Regions from separate parts of the Homo sapiens genome. Here all the other regions are linked to region 2. Evidence: chromatin contacts called from ENCODE Hi-C or POLR2A ChIA-PET data. All regions are on one chromosome and are shown on one strand. The core of a region is the stretch at or near the end of the contact, and the rest is flanking DNA. Distances in the headings are between cores, read along the strand shown.

Region 1 (4,082 bases), core at 506-3,005, 260 kb before region 2:
AACAGAGCAAGACATTTCCCCCCAAAATAAAAAGAATGTACCTCAAAAAATAAAGCAAAAAGAGGTTTTTAATGGATTATATATATACTTACTAGGACATGCCAAAGTGAGTGGAAGGAAACAGAAGGAAATAGCCTTGGTCCCTTCAGTAACAACCATGTTAATACCTTCTCAGGAACATAACATACAATAGCTATTTAGGCTGAATGGAGAGCTGAAGCATAAACCTACAATGATGATTCATGTGACTTTCTACCATAGAAATCTCACCAGATTCACAGAACCATAGACACTTTGGAAAAGAGCTAAGAGGAAACCTAGTTCAATCCCTTACCTGATGCAGTATGCCCACCATGAAGTCATCCGTCTTAATCATCTTCAATAACAGGCAACTTGAAATTTCTCAAAAGTCTGTGCATATTTGATTCCCTCTAGCAGTTCCAATAAAAATAACCAAGTCATTTCCATGGTATATGAATGAAGTGGATTATGATGCCAACATTATATTGTTTCATAACTTTCTGAGTATGTTTCTCAGTTTTAGAGATTTATTCTAATCCAAATATGCATTTATTCGAGCAATTTAGTGTTTGCTTGATGTATATACTGTATTAATCTCTTCTCTTGCTGCCAATAAAGACATACTTAAGACTGGGTAATTTATAAAGGAAAGAGTTTTAATTGACTCACAGTTCTGCATAGTGAGGGAGGCCTTACAGTTATGGCAGAAGGCAAATGAGGAGCAAAGTCACATCTTACATGGCGGCAGACAACAGATCGTGTGCAGGGGAACTCCCCTTTATAAAACCATCAGATCTCGTGAGACTTATTAACTATCACGAGAACAGCATGGGAAAGACTCACCCCTATGATTCAATTACCTCCCACTGGGTCCCTCCCATGACAGATAGGAATTAGGGGAACTACAATTCAAGATGCAATTTGGGTGGGGACACAGCCAAACCATATCATATACCAATTTTCCTTGTAAGTAGGGTTTTTGATTTTTCAAATGTTTGTTCCTTGGAAGCCACATAGGTAGGAAAAATATTTACTTACTTTTTTGCTTTGAGACAGGGTCTCCCTCTCTCACCAGGCTGGAGTGGTGTGATCATAACTCACTGTAACCTCAAACTCCTGGGCTCAAGCCATCCTCTCACTTCAGCCTCTGGAGTAGCTAGGACTACAGGAGTACACCACCATACCTGGCTAATTTTGAAATTTTTATTTTATTTTTTGTCAAGACCAGGGTCTTGCTATGTTGCCCAGGCTGCTCTCGAACTCCTGGACTCAAGTGACTCTCCCTCCTCAGCCTTCCAAAGTGCTGGGATTACAGGTATGAGTCAGTGCACCCAGCCTACTTTTTAAGATGTATGCTTAAAGATGCTATGGTAGAAAGGGAAATACAAAGTTAAATAAAGATATCCAAATACCATTATAGCATCAAACTTCATAATAAAATGAAATCATAGAGAGCAGAGATGGCATCCTTCTGGTTCTGAATGTATGTACCTGTCAACAAAAGAAAGCCATCTCCATGTTTCCAGAGTCATGATGAAATCACATTTCAAATTGTTTCAACAGGTGCCTTATGTCAAATGCCTCTTCCTATAAAAGAAACTGCTGAGTTGTTCTAAACAGTGCATGAAAATAGCAAGTGGGCTGAGTGAGCAATCACAGTGAGGTCCTGAGAGGTGTAAAAAACCCCAGATTCAGATTCAGCTTCCTCCAGAGAGTGGGGTTACCTCCCACCATGCTTGAGGGACAGCCCTCCCATAATTAGACTCTACTCACAGTCTCAGCCTGAAGTGTGACTAGCTGAAACTAGTGACTGGAGGAATTGAGCCCCTGTAGGGAGGTCAGAACAGGTAGCACTTTCCTTCTCTTGCTCCCTGCCAATGGTTACCCCTACATAGAATTTTTATTCCTACCTCTGGGCAGCACCAGCCCGTTAATAATGAACCTAGAATGTGAAGTGAAAATCAGCACCATGTGCGGTAAGCATTAGGTAATTACATTTCACTTGTTTAATTAAGTTTCACTTTCTGGTTGCCTTGAGGGAACTGTAGGAAAGGATTTTGATTTTGTTTTTGTTTTTGTTTTTCCTGATGCTTTTTTTCTTTTTTCCCCTAGCTAGAAGCTGAATAATTCCACACAGTGTTGAAATGGATATGCTGTGTTTGTGTTGGCCGAATTAAGCATCTATAATCATGTATTTCCTCTCTTTTGTCTATTTGTGTCACAGTCTTAATATGTGGGATAGAAATTTTGTTTAGTGGAGACATAATTTTTTGATTGTCTTAGGGCTTATTTAAACCAGCTCATCTCCATTATAATGTGTTTCTGTACTTTACTCATCAGCTTGGCACTGACTCCACTATTGTTTTCTTCAAATACTGTGTATTTTCCCTGAAAGTCCAAGTAGCTGACAATTTTGCTACCTCTGCAAGGAAATCTGCTTTATTTTCTCCTAGGTTTTACACATATATAAAACTATACATTAGGGACATACTGTTCCTCAGCAGGCTACATGGCCTTTCATTCACTCTCTTAAAAATATCTGTGGACCTATTATGTGAAATAATGTATGATTTGCTCAATGGGAGATTTACTTCTCAATAACGTTATGTTTTATTAAGCCTCACGTATTTCTAAATTTATATACCTTGAATAATAATTCCATCACAGAAGGGGCTCATTATTAACCACATTTCCATGTGTGATATTCACCGAGGCATGTCCCTGGAAACATACCTAACCACATAAGAGTAAAAGCCTGTCATAGCACAGGAAGCCTAGAATAAGTACATCCTACCATTTAAGCACCTAGGTCTTAATATGTCAGTTCATAATTAGATTCTACCTTTGTGGTCAGTATTTGAAATTGAGATATAGTTAATCAGTTAGAGAGGTAGTCAATTTCACTTTGTCAGTGAAGCTCAGAATCGCACCAATATGTTGTTTTTCTTTTTTTTTTTTTGAGACGGAGTCTCACTCTGTTGCCCAGGGTGGAGTGCAGTGGTGCCATCTCGGCTCACTGCAAGCTCCGCCTCCTGGGTTCATGTCATTCTCCTGCCTCAGCCTCCCGAGTAGCTGGGACTACAGGTGCCCACCACCACGCCCAGCTAATTTTTTTGTATTTTTAGTAGAGATGGGGTTTTACCGTGTTAGCCAGGATGGTCTCAATCTCCTGACCTCGTGATCTGTCCACCTCGACCTCCCGAAGTGCTGGGATTACAGGTGTGAGCCACCACGCCTGGCCAATATGTTGTTTTTCAAAGACTGCCGTCCTCATACAGACCAGCTTGGTACTGACAGAGGAGGTGAAATGGGAAAAGTTCCTTTGTCCCCCTCGCAGGGTGTACGATGGGGAAGTGGCTCGTTTCTTCAGTGCCCTGCTGCTCAGGCCTCTAAGGGAGCATACATACGGGCAGGCTGTGGGGCTCCAACACCAGGGCAGTGTCTAGGGGTGAATGTTTACAGCTTTTGAAGCCCCAGTAGGCATGTGTTACAGGGTGCTCTTTTAGTGTAGCCATCCAAAGGCAGCTTGTGTTAACTAGCTTAATTACACCCTCTACCTTGTGGCAAAGACAGAGGGCTTTCTGTATCCTGGGGTGCTTGCTTTGGTGTAGTGGAAGAATCAGATCACACGTGGGCTTGGAGAATGAGTGCAAGGTTTTATTGAGTGGAAGAAGCTCTCAGCAGATGGGGGAGCCATAAGGGAGATGATTTTCCCCATAAGTTGGGCCGCTTGGGGGCCGAGCGCTCCTCCAACTGCCCCAGCCAAACTCTGTGTTGTTTTGCCCGTCAGTGGCCTGCTGGTGCCTGCTGGTGAGTTCCACTCAACGTCTAGCCGCTTGTGTGTTCCTCTGCCAATGTGCTCCTCTCCACGTCCAGCTGCTTCTGTCTCTGCCTTGCTAGGGTCTCGGGTTTTTATAGGCACAGGATGGGGGCCTGGGTGGTCTTGGGAAATGTAGCATTTGGGCAGGAAAACAAAAATGCCTGTCCTCACCTAGGTCCGTGGGGGTGGAGTCCTAACCTGGGACCATGCCTTCCTCTACCCAGCACTTCCCTTCCCCTCT
Region 2 (3,635 bases), core at 182-2,681:
TCGACGTCTGGCTGCCTTTGTGTCTACTGCTAGGGTCTGGGGTTTTTATAGGCCCAGGATGGGGTTGTGGCAGGCCCAGGTGGTCTTGGGAAATGCAACATTTGGGCAGGAAGTGCCTGTCCTCACCTAGGTCGTTGGAGTGGAGCCCTTGCCAGGGACCTGCCTTTCTCTACCCAGTACTTTGCTTCCCCCATTCCATGTCATTTAAAGGGACCACACTCTTCCCTTCCTAGCAGTCCTGTATCACTTTGTGGTTGGATTTTATACTTTAGCTTTTATATTGTAGATGGACTAGTTATAATCTACTACATGAGCTACTGGAGACCTCACATTACTTAATTCTGATTACTTTGAAGAGAGAAGTGAATAGATACAAAGAATGCTTAGGGTTATCTCATTTTGTTGTTCTTAAATGTGACATTTGTTATTGGAAAAACAATATGTTTGTTGATACATAACCTACTTCCCTTGATCATTTTAAAAATTTCAATTAACCCTTGCCCCTCACCTCTCAGAAATCTGTATCTCATAACTCTCTCTTTTCACCTGAGCTCCTAGCAGTTTACAGGCAACATGGTCATCAGTGAAATGTACATGTTGAAAGAGAGAAAATAAAAACCCTCCAAGTTAGTCTGTTAAGGTGAATACATATGCTATTGCATGACCAACTAAGATAGATAATGCCCAGACAGGTCATAAAAAAGACACAGGAAAAGGGAACATTGAATAAAATGGTGGCAGCATTAGTTGACTTTATAATTCTGTTGCCTTGTGAAACAGAATTATTTGAAAGAGGTTTCTGAAAATGTTTTTGTTGCTTGTCAAAGCATGGTGCTTTGACAACACAGAAGCTATTTTTATGTAGAAACAGTAGTGAAGGTATCTTCTGTTCACTGCACAACTAAATTATAGCAACTTATCATTGTGTTGCTTAAGGAAACAAACAGATTTCAAAGGTTTATTCTAGAAAACAGTGTTTAATCAATTTCTTATACTGTCTTTGAACATAATCTAGTAAGCAGATGTGGAGTTAACGGCTTATTATGTTCATACTCCCTATATCCATTCAGAGTCTGCCAGGCTCAGAATAAAAGTCAAGACATGTGCACATAGAGACTCTGTAGATGTTTGTAGCATTTGAAATTAAAATAGTGAGAAGGCTGCCTGGGCGTCCCTTCAGACATGGCACAGTGGAGCACAGAGACAGGAAATATGCCAGACTGCCTCTGTAGGAGGCTGCTGTGAACACGTGCAGCAAGGAACAGGGAACCGCTTAATGATTAATCACTGTCAACCTTTGTTCTCGTTAAAGACTTGATTGTTGGACAAGGCTTGTAATGAGGGACTGTTTTGGTGTCTGTTGCTATGAGATTGTGTTCACTGATCCTCAGTTGATGTAAGCCGCTGTTCTCTTTTTGCCCAAGTCGAATGAACTTGAATGAAAATGCTCTCACAGTGCCTGCTAGTGGTGCTTTCAGAGGAGGTTCTGGGCATTCTGTTTACCAAATGCTACTGCAGCTCAAAAACGGAGAACAGGTAACTAAGAGTTTGGCTCAGCTGAATTTTGGCATATGAGATTTATGAAATTTTAGCAAATGTTTTAAAAGTTTGATTCTAAAAGACGTAAATAAAAGTAGATTTTATGGTAGTAATGGAATAAAAACCCTTCAACACACCCACACACCTTTTCTTTTTAACAAGCACAGATATTCAAGAATCAAAATTTTAAATTGTTACCATTTCTCTTGACTTCTATAAATAAAATATTAAATTGTGTTTTGCAAACCAAATTCTTAAACCACCAACTCATGTGAGAGGTGGGAATATGTCTTGGCATTTTCCTAAAGGCTAAGAAAAAAAATTCCATTTATTCTGTCATTGATTACAGCTTGCAGACTTTTATATAACCATTTTTTTGTTTGCTTGTTTTTAGATTCAAGGGGTACATGTGCAGATTTGCTCCATGGTTATATTGCATGATGATGAGGTTTGGGCTTCTATTGATCCCGTCACCCAAATAGTGAACATAGTACCCAATGGGTACTTTGTCTGCCCCAGCCTCTCTCCCACCCTCCCCCTTTTGGAGTCCCCAGTGTCTGTTGTTCCCAGCTTTATGTCCATGTGTACTCAATGTTTAGCTCTCACTTATAAGTGAGAACATATGGTATTTGGTTTTTCTTTCTGTGTTCATTCACTTACAAGAATGGCCTCCAGCTGCATCCATGTTGCTACAAAAGGACGTGATTTAATTCTTTTTTATGGCTATGTAGTATTTCATGGTGTATATGTACCATATTTTCTTACTAATTCAACATTGGTAGATACCTTGGTTGGTTCCATGTCTTTGCTTTTGTAAACAGTGTTGCAATGAACATATAAGTGCAGGTGGCTTTTTGGTAGAATGACTTATTTTCCTTTAAGGTAGATACTCAGTAATAGAATTGCTGGGTCAAATGGTAGTTCTATTTTTAGTTCCTTGAGAAATCTCCAAACTGCTTTCCACAGTGGCTGAACTACAATTCCCACCAGCAGTGCATAAGCATTCCCTTTTCTCTGCAACCTCATCAACATGTATTATATTTTGACTTTTTAATAAGAGCCATTCTGACTGATGAGAAATAGTAAGCATAACCATTTTTGAATATTTTACTGCAATAAAATATCAATGGAACATTTTAAAGGAGGAAAAAAACAGTATTTTTAAACTTTAAAGAATATTTTTCTGGATTAAAGTGACCTTATAAAACTCTGAATTTCTTCTAAACATAATTGCATCATCATGAAATTACTTTTAAAATATATACTTATATGAAAGTACTAATATAGAACAACTAAAACTGTTAGTGATATTCTCAGATTATGCTTACTATCCCCAGGCAAAAATATTTCTCTGTCTCTCTTTCTCTCTCTTTCTAACAAATGCAATCTGCTATAGTTTTTTGATGTGTCTGCATGAAGCAACTTTTCTTGTGTTTTACATCTGTATATAACTTTTTGGTTCAAAATACTATGTGTCTCTATTGTTCTCTCTTTTTTCATTCGCCACTATTCTTAACTCATCTACATTGTAATCAGGGAAGTTGAGTAGGGACTGTTTGTACCTCAAGAAATCTAAAATGTAGCCTCTGTCAGCATCCTATGCCCCTACCTGGTCTACAGGTAACTATGAATGTTCCACTTGATCCCAGAAGTGATTCTGTCTAACCCAAGGACCTGTCTCTTGTTAAGTGTCCCCTACATATAAAAGTAGGAAGGGACTGGGGAATGGCCAATCTGCCCCTGTATCTTCTAGTAGATTTGCTCTAAATCTTCCCACACAGGAAAATCAGTTTTTTATATAAATCTCTAAATAGTAATCCAGTTTTCTTAGAAATAGTCACAGTGTATAACTTGTAAACACTTTAATTTTCAAAGTCTTGCTTCTATGTTTAAATATGTATCCATATATAATTAGGATATAGAATGTAAATTTTCTCTGAACACAGTATCTATCTGTTGAAGTTATGATGGAGTAATATAATTAAGATAGAAAGCAGAAGGTTTATAATGATAATGATAACTATAATTGGTTTGGTCTTTTAAGACATATTACAGTTTGCAGTAAGTAGATCATTCCCGAAGCTCCAAATTGTTCC
Region 3 (3,890 bases), core at 451-2,950, 160 kb after region 2:
ATACGTATCCCTACATTAGAATATCTAATCCTGAAAGCCTGATACCACAGGCTGACAACAACTATCCCAACACTTTAGGAGATGGATAGTAGAGGTCAGAGAGATTGAACAGGATGGCTTCTGTCCTGGTGTCGTTTAATATTTTAGTTATATAGTAATTTGTCTTATGTTTCATTTCACATGTAGGGAATTCCAAATGAAAGCTGGAGAATAACAAAGATAAATGAACGATATGAACTTTGTGATACATACCCTGCCCTCCTGGTTGTGCCAGCAAATATTCCTGATGAAGAATTAAAGAGAGTGGCATCCTTCAGATCAAGAGGCCGTATCCCAGTAAGTAGGAAGTTTGGATGAGCCTTTGCAAGTGCTTTTTTACTCAACATAATGCTGAGATTAATGAGTAGGAGAATGGATTCAGGATATAAATAGCTACAGCAGCAGGTCTTTCATGGGGATATTGGAGATTGATTTATTTAGTAAAGTTAAAACTGGAAGAAAGACTTAAAGAGGCTTCCAGAGAGTGTGATATGGGTATTAGATAACTGCACAGAATTGCATGATTCTTCACTGAAAAAGTTTGCTGTGTGTATTAGTCACTATTTATTTATCTTATTGTATATTCTTTAGTCATGATGATAAATGTTCTTTTTTTTTTTTAAGTCCTAGAAAGAACACCTTACAGATTTATAACTGGATCTTAGAAAGATGAGCTTAAATAATTTTAGGTACAAAATTCATAGATTCTAAAGGCTTTTAGAACTGAGCAGTTTTACTAATATATTAAGTGGGGTTTACTTAGCCCTGTTTCACAGTATTTTTTTCAGGAGATAACATTTCCCAATAATCAAATACTTTCCTAAATCAGTATCTGACTAAAGAATTAGACCAAGTTTTCCACATCCCAGAATTGGCTTGAAGGAAAGGTGATGATTTTTCTTAGCAGCCTCAGATGTCCTTTCATGGCCAGGCTTTGGATCCAATTAGAAAGCAGAGCTTTACTGAGTACTGTTTTTGAGAATTATAAACAGAGAAGTATGTAAAAGGTGTGTTACCATTTTTTCCTCATTAAGGTTTTATCATGGATTCATCCTGAAAGTCAAGCCACAATCACTCGGTGTAGCCAGCCCATGGTTGGAGTGAGTGGAAAGCGAAGCAAAGAAGATGAAAAATACCTTCAAGCTATCATGGATTCCAATGCCCAGTCTCACAAAATCTTTATATTTGATGCCCGGCCAAGTGTTAATGCTGTTGCCAACAAGGTCAGATGGTCTCTTAGTAATTATAATTATGGTTTCATGAATCAGCTGAGTTTGGCAGGGCCACAGTGTAGTAAAAAGAGCTCAGGCTCTACAGTGGTAAACATATAGGTTCTTGTCTTGGCTCTTCAACTTGATGGTGTGATTTTGAGTTAGTTATTTAACCTCTTTAGACCTCAATTTGTTTATTGGTAAAAATGAGAATAATAATAGTTAACAGTGTTGTTTTGGGAGCAAAAATCATTTAATAAAAAATAATGCATAAACTTTTGCTTACTTACATAATAACTAGGTGTTCAGTTATTCTTAGCTTCCCACTTCTCCAAAGTTGACAACTAACTGAGCTTATGACTCACTGAAGTCCCTGTATAGTACTGCTCTAGGAATAGCGAACTAGTGTTCTCGGTGACTAGTGGTGCCCTCTTCTGACCGTCCTCCACCTGAACAAGTTATTCAGACTGAAGAATTGGCAGTTAGCTGTAGCTGATTGTTCCAGCAGAATAAATATTAGCATTGTGGAAATTGAAATTTTGGTTCAGTTGACCAAATCTATAGGAGGAGGGAAGGAGAGAGAAGACATAACTACAGCAGCAGGTACCATTACTGAAAAGCGCTCATCTTTTCAAGTGTACATTTCAGTGCTTTTAGTATATTCACAAAGTTGTACAACCATGCCACTACCTGAATCCAGGGCATTTTTATTCTATGTGTTTCGGTGACAGGTTCTGTATAGTTGTTACCACTGCTGTCTTTCTAGAATGTTGCAACAAATTTGAATTGAAAGTTCCTGTCTTATTCCCACTCTTCAGAAGTAATCTTTAACAGGTATCCCTTGAAATACTGTAAATTCTATAATTGTGCCAAACGATTTCCCAGACTCTCAGTGTCAGAAAGGAAGCTGAACTTCTGTTCTTTCAGTAGTTTGTTGCTGGTTATGAGTTGGTGGTTTTGTTGTTTCAAAGGTGTGGGTCATATAATCACTTAATTTTGTATAATTTACTGCTCCAGTATTTTCCTAATTTGTTTCTATTAGGGCTCTAAGAAGTATAATTTTACACGAGTTAGGTAGGAGATAGAATATTTTATTCATGAAATATAAAAAGATTAAGTCCAGAAAAATAAGGTTCTTCTTTCTAGCCATAGCTTATTTTGAACACCAAATATTTTCTCATTCTATTTTGTAGATGTAGATTTAAGTCTTTGAGAACATTGATGATGATAGCATTCTGTGCTTTTATCCTTGTTCTGTCTTTTTATTTAAAGAGAATTATGTGGTTAAAAAAGAAGCAGGTCATTTTGATTGCAAAGAGTTTATTTCTCAGATATGAAGATTAAAATGAGGTGAAGAGGCAGGGAGGTGAAGAAGCATAGGTGAACCAGACATGTGGTCTCAGCACATGAAACTTACAGTCTGGTAATTTCAGTATATATGAAAGGAAGTCATCTGTAAGAACTTATGTTTGGGTAGGACTTGGCGTATGGGCTGGGAAAATTTAGTGCTTTACAGTGTTTAAATACCTTCCTATGTGTTTCATATTTAATTTTAATAATGGCCATATGGGCAAGTCAGACTACGTATATATTCATTTTGTAAAGAAGAACACAAGAAAGCGAGTGGTTGTGCTAAATAAGTTGTCCTGAGCCATCCACATTTTCCTGTGGAGTTTTCCTTGTCTCCAGTAATATGTATCATCTTTTATGCTATTGGATATTTTATGTCACTTGTTTACAGATGTGCATTCATTTATGATTTTCCATGATGTGTGCTTTTTTCCAGGCAAAGGGTGGAGGTTATGAAAGTGAAGATGCCTATCAAAATGCTGAACTAGTTTTCCTGGATATCCACAATATTCATGTTATGAGAGAATCATTACGAAAACTTAAGGAGATTGTGTACCCCAACATTGAGGAAACCCACTGGTTGTCTAACTTGGAATCTACTCATTGGCTAGAACATATTAAGGTGGGTGTGTGTTACTATATCCCAAACAAAGACTCTCTCTACCCCTTTGTTTATATTAGCTTTTTACTTATAATTGCAATCAACATGAAGGTACCTTTCTAAACAATGAAAAATGGGTAAATGCTTTGATACTTGGAACTACTAGTGAATTTTAATGTTTGAATGAATTGGTTTTTTATATTGTGCATTTGGTTATGTTGTATTTCTTTTGTTCCCCCTCCCATCCTATCTGAATTCGAACCATCCTTCAGATTCCAGTTCATATTTCATTTCTTCCATAAGGTCTTCCCAGATTGCATCCTTTTCCATTTTCTCTGAACTCTTTACCCTGTCTTTCCATCTAATCAGGAACTAGCGTGTACTTTGTTTGCTTTTGTGTGTCAACCAACGTATATTGCTAATTTATGGAGACCAAGACTGGATAAATCCTACATATATTTTTTTGTCCTCTCAGGAGCTAGGGCAGCACTATCCGTGTGAATAGGTACCCAATAAATATTAGTTGATTTGTGAAGTTAAAACCATTCTGATCAGGGAAATGAGGTGGAGTGGTTGCATGAGCCACACTGAGTGCTAAGTCATTCGCAGAGCACATGTCAGTGCTAATTTACCTAACATGCTAATTTAATCTAGTTATATTTTCAGATATGGTCTGTCAGTAACATAAC

What was found. Hi-C counts contacts between places; a loop is a spot of excess contacts on that map. ChIA-PET counts read pairs that join two places held with the same protein, here RNA polymerase II (POLR2A). Pooled maps may share reads with other maps.
Region 1: a map with no recorded cell type shows a loop between it and region 2 (6-fold over the local background). The contact joins two enhancer-like sites. A Hi-C loop is called at or near these places in 6 of 168 maps with a recorded cell type or tissue (CD4-positive, alpha-beta T cell, CD4-positive, alpha-beta memory T cell, CD8-positive, alpha-beta T cell and 1 more), 15 of 37 single-sample maps with no recorded cell type and 17 of 50 pooled maps. POLR2A ChIA-PET finds 5 or more read pairs at or near these places in 2 of 52 experiments (CD4-positive, alpha-beta T cell and activated CD4-positive, alpha-beta T cell).
Region 3: a map of prostate gland shows a loop between it and region 2 (2.6-fold over the local background). The contact joins two enhancer-like sites. A Hi-C loop is called at or near these places in 5 of 168 maps with a recorded cell type or tissue (Caco-2, esophagus muscularis mucosa, naive thymus-derived CD4-positive, alpha-beta T cell and 2 more), 3 of 37 single-sample maps with no recorded cell type and 14 of 50 pooled maps.

Annotation. Positions count from the first base shown.
Region 1 is chr11:96,265,469-96,269,550 of GRCh38, reverse strand. The region is part of intron 1 of MAML2 (mastermind like transcriptional coactivator 2); the gene reads left to right. Among named protein-coding and RNA genes, the nearest start is that of MIR1260B, 74 kb to the left of the region's middle. Within about 2 kb of position 1,755, at least 7 of the 41 ENCODE cell types and tissues checked have a DNase peak (open chromatin) inside an H3K27ac peak, as active enhancers do; they include CD8-positive, alpha-beta T cell, where a contact is called at or near this core.
Region 2 is chr11:96,010,012-96,013,646 of GRCh38, reverse strand. The region is part of intron 2 of MAML2 (mastermind like transcriptional coactivator 2); the gene reads left to right. Among named protein-coding and RNA genes, the nearest start is that of MTMR2, 88 kb to the right of the region's middle. RefSeq lists an enhancer at 1,007-1,610. Within about 2 kb of position 1,431, at least 17 of the 41 ENCODE cell types and tissues checked have a DNase peak (open chromatin) inside an H3K27ac peak, as active enhancers do; they include CD8-positive, alpha-beta T cell, where a contact is called at or near this core.
Region 3 is chr11:95,847,046-95,850,935 of GRCh38, reverse strand. MTMR2 (myotubularin related protein 2) reads left to right here. Exons shown (of 15, transcript NM_016156.6): 8 at 187-336; 9 at 1,074-1,262; 10 at 3,037-3,222. Among named protein-coding and RNA genes, the nearest start is that of CEP57, 58 kb to the right of the region's middle. Within about 2 kb of position 1,700, at least 3 of the 41 ENCODE cell types and tissues checked have a DNase peak (open chromatin) inside an H3K27ac peak, as active enhancers do.